Regions from separate parts of the Mus musculus genome. Here region 2 is linked to region 1. The links are chromatin contacts, found by Hi-C or POLR2A ChIA-PET in ENCODE. All regions are on one chromosome and are shown on one strand. Each heading gives the region's core, a stretch centred on a gene start or an enhancer-like site at or near the end of the contact. The rest is flanking DNA. Distances are from core to core; before and after follow the strand shown.

Region 1 (2,982 bases), core at 40-2,539:
AGCACTTGGGAGGCAGAGGCAGGCAAATTTCTGAGTTTGATTCCAGCCTGGTCCAGGGCTACATAGAGAAACCCTATCTTGAAAACCAAAACCAAAAATCAAACAAACAAAACCAAAAACCAAACCAAAACAAAACAAAAAACCCCAAACCCAAACAAACAAGCCCCGAAAACCAAAACAACAAAACAACAGAAAAACTAAACCACAAAGAAACAAAAACAACAGAAAGAAGCCCAATCCTTTCTACTATTCATAAAATAAATACTACTGGCTATGGTAATTTTAAGATCAGGAAATTTCTTAGGAAAGTTACAATCTATCTATCTATCTATCTATCTATCTATCTATCTATCTATCTATCTATGTATCTATTGAGTCACGGTTTACTACGTAGCCTTGGCTGGCCTGCAACTCTCTATGTAGACCAGGCTGGCCCTGAAGCATCCAGATCTGCCTGCCTCTGCCTCTCAAGTGCTTGGCCAGAATCTAGTTTAAAATACACTTTTAAATTGCACTATTATTATAGCCTTCCAGATAAAAATTTCTTGTAGGTTCTACCAAGCTTTAAAATGCCCTTTGTTTGTTTTTCTAAACATCTTTAAAAGATTGCTGGTCACGTTTTATAATTGGTTCATGACCAATTTGGTTCATTCTGTTTTTACAAAGACTGGAATATTCACAAAAACGACAGTTTGCCTCCTAAGGCCAAACATAGTGGTACACAATTACACTATGGAGCCCAATGTGCTTTACCACTAGTCATAAGTTACCAGCTGCAGCTTCATCACCCGTTCTTCTTGGGCTACTGGAAATATTTAGCGTTTCCAAAGTGCGTTTCTTCCTCCTTAATAGGGGCATTGGTTCCTGTTCCAACTTGTGGGGCGTAGACTCACTTAGGAGGTAGCGCTTGGCTTACAAAAGGTAGGCTACCATCCTAGCCAGCACATGCTAGGGAGGGCGGCAGCGCAGACTCCCCCAGGCTGCCTTGTGACGTGACGTAAGGGACCCACCCGGCCAGTGTCCTCCAACATCAAGGACCCTGAATCAACACCGCGGTCGCCCAGAGGCCGCCCTAGGGTGACAGGAAGAGGGGCGGTACCGGCGACGCCCTCCCGCACCCAGCCTGGGGCGGCAGAAAGACCGAGAACCCGCGGCCGAAGCCCCGCCCGTCTGCGCCGGCGGCGGGCGCCGAAAGGGTTGGAACGTGACCTTGTTTGGGCGTTGCTAGGAGACGCGGCCAGCACGCGCGCGCGCGACCCCCGCGGGCAGGCGCGGCGCGAGGGGCGGAGCCGCGGCCCGGAGCGAGGCTGGCGAGCACCGTTAGCCCGGCTGGCGCGCGGCGTCGGCCCGGCCGCCGTCAGGCCTCGCCGCTGCCCGGGGACAGACTCCCCGGCGGCTGACAGCCGCGGAGGCGGGACGACGGAGGACCGTCAGCCAGGTGAGTGGCGCGGGGTCATGTTGGAGAAGAGGCCTGCGGCGGGGCGGAGGCAGTATTGCCGGAGGCGTTCGGTGTGTAGAGGGGCTGGCGCGGCCCAGCGAGCCTGGGCGCACGGCGAGCTGAGGCGCGGTGGGCCGCTCCCGCCGCGTAGGGCCGCGTCACCGTGGCCCATGCTGCAGGTGCGCGAGGCGGCCGAGCGACCGGACCTGCAGCAGGGGCTCGGCGTCCTTTGCGATGCCTGCTCGTTTCCCACTCAGGGCAACAGGTGGTGCCGGAGGGCCGAGAGCGAGCCCTGGCGCTGCCGCCCTGGGAGTGGCAGGCACCCTTGCCAATTAGGGCGCCGGGGCGGGAGTGGCAGGGCGGCCCTGACGCGCTGACCAATGGGATCGCGGGGCCTGGGTGGGCCGTGAGGGTGGGCGTGGCCAGAGGCCGAGTCTGGGCTTCCCTGTGGGGCGTCCGCCAGAGCGGCGCGGAGGTCTCGGTTGAGAGGAGCTGTGGCGTGTTCCTCGCGGGGAGAGAGAGAGAGACACATCAGCCAATGTCCCTCCATTGGAATCCCGACTCCAGCCCGGGAGGTGAGAGCTTTGGTAGCGGGGACGGAGCCAGGAAAGTGAGCCTGGGTGCCGGGTGAGACGTGCCTGGTTAGATCTCCCAGATAGGGCTGCTTTTTTTGAGTTTTCTGCTAAGAAAAGGCACTTTAGTGGTGGATACGGTGACCGGCACCAGATAGTGGCGCCTGGGTTGTCTTCAGAATGAGCTTTTGAGGTTCGGGGATCGTAGAGAATAGAGAAAAGTACACGTTACTGCAGTTAGAGTGGATCGAAGAAAGCCTTTGGGTGACAGTTAGGCATCGTTTGTTTTGGATTGAATACATCTACTACCTCATCTGGTGTGTTTACTCACAGCAAGTTTTATTAAGTCCCTCATGTGCTTATTTTTGGCGAAAGTAGAGAAACCCCATTTTTAATGTGCTCACAGTAATAACTTACTCATTTCCTCCCCAGCAATCGCGTAGCCCGATCACCCAGGAAGAGAAATTGTAAGCAGATAAGAAGAACGCGTTCAGTTTGAGACACCATTTGCAGCTGGAAATGGGGAATGGACTGTCAGACCAGACTTCCATCCTGTCCAGCCTGCCGTCCTTTCAGTCCTTTCACATTGTTATTCTGGGTTTGGACTGTGCTGGAAAGACAACAGTTTTATACAGGCTGCAGTTCAACGAATTTGTAAATACCGTACCTACCAAAGGATTTAACACTGAGAAAATTAAGGTAACCTTGGGCAATTCCAAAACAGTCACTTTTCACTTCTGGGATGTAGGTGGTCAAGAGAAGTTAAGACCACTGTGGAAGTCATACACCCGATGCACAGATGGTATTGTGTTTGTGGTGGACTCTGTCGATGTTGAGAGAATGGAAGAAGCCAAAACTGAACTTCATAAAATAACTAGGATATCCGAAAATCAGGGAGTCCCTGTGCTTATAGTTGCTAATAAACAAGACCTGAGGAACTCGCTCTCTCTCTCAGAGATTGAGAAGTTGTTA
Region 2 (2,842 bases), core at 75-2,574, 40 kb after region 1:
CTGATTTCCTTCTTTTATTTTCTTTTGCATAGCTAGTGGACGAACACAGAGGTCTCACGGATCAGGTCCTTCCTTGTACACCGGCAGTCCAACTTGCCTAATGCTGTAGACCACAGAATTGGGTTCAAGGAAGTTTTGTTTTTGTTTGTTTGTTTTTTGTTTTTTTAGACACACCTTTGTAAAGGTGCTTTTCATAGGCTTCTGATACCACCCCCACCCCCCACAAAGAAAAGTACAGGCCAAAGAGCTAGCATTCCTCAGAAAACCTTGAGTCATAAGAGTCTGGTATACTCTTTGATCTTTGAAGACTTATTTCCTATGAACATTTTAGACTTTCTGCAGATTGAGGATTGAGGGACAACGATCTGTGGTGGTTGTTATTAGCATCTTCTGAGACCTGTACAGATGCTGTAAGCAAACTTTTCAATTAGACTGTGTATAAACATAGGGTGATAACAAGGACTCAGCACACCCCTGGCACACAACACGGCGCCTTTGGCTTGCTTTGTGAGAATTCCATCAGATGACTTAATGTGGAATCTTTCAATGCCAATTGACTGGCCAGAGGAAAGGCTTCAGCGCCCAACTTCTTATCCACCCTCCCCGCCCCCCCATCCCCCAACTCCTTTCAACCCAGCAGTTCAGGCCAGATCAAGGACTGGACTGCAAGAAGACAGTTTTCTGTAAGAGAGCCATGGGTGTGTGGGGGGGGGGGGGGGGGACTGCTCCAGATGTTATCTTTTTACACTGGTTTTTCTTTTTTTCTTTTTTCTTTTTTTTGTACTTGTGAAAAAGACAAGGCAAGTATCTTCGCATCAAAAGCAAACCAAAAGCTCCCGCTGGTAAAAACCAGTCGTGTAAATCCTCTGACCAGACCACTCCGTTTCCTTTGCTTAAGCTCATTTCCTGACAGCCAGCCCTTTGCCCTCGGAGCAGTTTACCCAAGACTGTGTATCCTGCCCCTTGCTTATTGACACATCTTTGGAAGGTAGGATTTTAGGCTTTTCCTATCTATGCCTTCTTTGATGAGATTTCATTTCACATGGGATTAAAATCTTTGCCATGATTTTTCTCTTCTCATCAGTTGACTGAGCTTACTTCTTATCCACTTGCAGAGCTCATCCTTATGCTGCGGTCTCCTCTAAGTTCTCCCCCACCCCTTGCCACCTTCAGTTTAGACTGAAGTGTGTGATCACTCAAAACAAAACAAAACAAAACAAAACAAAACAAAACAAAACAAACAAAAAAAAAACCCTACCACACACAGGCCGGCTCTAGCGCTGGCTTCTTTCCAGAATTCCATTAGCCAGACAATGCCCCAGCCCAGACCAGTACAGCCTGGAAGTGTTGGGGGAGGAAGCCCATCTGGCCTTGCTTGGGTGTAAGACTGGGCTGGGTCAATGGCAGGTTGAGGGCAGGAATGGAGTAGAGGGATTGTTTTTCAAATGCAGTAGGTGTGATATCGGAGTATCTGCCAAGGCCTGTCCTTCTCACATTCACCTTAGGAACAGATCCAATTTAGCAGTGTGCTTTGAAAATGCATTTTAGGAGAGTATTATTATTGTTGTTATCCTTTTTTTTTTTTTCCAGTTTAGGATGCTTCAAATAAAACTGGCCAATTTGGGATAATACAGCAGCAGGGCAGAACAGGCTGAAAATAGTTTTTCTTTCTTTCTTTTTTCCTTGTTTATTTCCAAAAGACTTTCCAGTATCCAGCTAGGCTTATAAACCTAATCGTATTACAATGGGAAATGTAAGGCTTAGCATTTTATTGTATTACAAAGGCAATTGCCGTCTGCCTCGGGTCTGAGAATTCTTGTCTCTCAGTTGGGTTCTCTGACTCTTAACAAATGTGAAGGGGATTGTAGTCAAATGAATACAGAACGTTGCCTCCCTAGGGGCTTTTAATAATAATTAGTAATAATAATAAACATATGGAGAGGTTTTCCCTGACTCAAACTCAGTACTTCAGTATATGGTATTTTCATTACTCTTTCTAACATCCCCCTCAGTCCTCAGTGTCCACCCAGGAGGGTAGGGACCTTGGTTTGATGATTGTTCCGTTGATGGTGACTTCTCAGAGAGAAGGGGAAGAAACCACCCACTTGGTGAAACACAGCCTTCCATTTTGCTGGGGCTTTCAATTCAGGCCCTCACCCCAGCATAGCCCTCTCAACACCCTAGACTCCCTCTCTGCATGCCATTTCCATCTTACAAAAGAAGTGAGACTTACCCATTCCTATCGCATAACAACCAACACCCTTCTTCCCCCCCCAAGCTGTAACAGCATAAATGTGTATGGTTAAGGTTGCATGAATTCTGATAGACAGCTCTAGGATGTCTATCCACTTGGTATATCTCTGAGCACAATCTTCTTTCCACAAAATGCCTATTGTTAAGGTAATTGTCTTAATCTAGTCATAGAGGACATTGTTGGTCAAAGCTGTAATATATTAAATTTAATTGTCCACCAGCAGACAACTAATACATATATTATAGAACACTATTCAGCCTCAAAAAGGAGGAAGGTTCTATCATGTGCAAAAACTTAAAAACTCAGAGGACATCATGCATGCTAAGTGAAATAAATCAGCCAGAAAAAAAACCCCAACAGTTGTCCCAGGCTTTTACCAGGCTGATTGGTTGGTAGGGTGATTAGTGAAAACGTCCAACGTTTCGGTTAAACAGCAGCAGAGAATTATGAGCATCTGAGGGGATGGCTGTGCTCATGAGACCTGTTCAGTTATTTCAGATTGTAGACACATTTCACGTTGGATCCCATAAATGCATACATTGCTACTTGTCAACATTCCAGGAACAAACAAACAAAAAGGTTTTTTTG

Evidence for each region. A loop is a pair of places that touch in the nucleus more often than their neighbours do. ChIA-PET counts read pairs that join two places held with the same protein, here RNA polymerase II (POLR2A).
Region 2: a loop to region 1 is called in a map of heart, with 2.2 times the contacts of the local background. The contact joins the enhancer-like site here to the promoter of Arl4a in region 1. A Hi-C loop is called at or near these places in 2 of 37 maps with a recorded cell type or tissue (gastrocnemius and heart). POLR2A ChIA-PET finds 5 or more read pairs at or near these places in 3 of 5 experiments (all embryonic stem cell).

What each region holds. Positions count from the first base shown.
Region 1 is chr12:40,036,294-40,039,275 of GRCm38, reverse strand. Arl4a (ADP-ribosylation factor-like 4A) reads left to right here and starts at 1,289. Exons shown (of 2, transcript NM_001039515.1): 1 at 1,289-1,438; 2 at 2,443-2,982. The coding sequence starts at 2,530. Arl4aos (ADP-ribosylation factor-like 4A, opposite strand) reads right to left here and starts at 1,199. Exons shown (of 3, transcript NR_166749.1): 1 at 771-1,199.
Region 2 is chr12:39,996,792-39,999,633 of GRCm38, reverse strand. No RefSeq gene overlaps it. Among named protein-coding and RNA genes, the nearest start is that of Arl4a, 40 kb to the left of the region's middle. Within about 2 kb of position 1,324, at least 1 of the 3 ENCODE cell types and tissues checked has a DNase peak (open chromatin) inside an H3K27ac peak, as active enhancers do; it is gastrocnemius, where a contact is called at or near this core.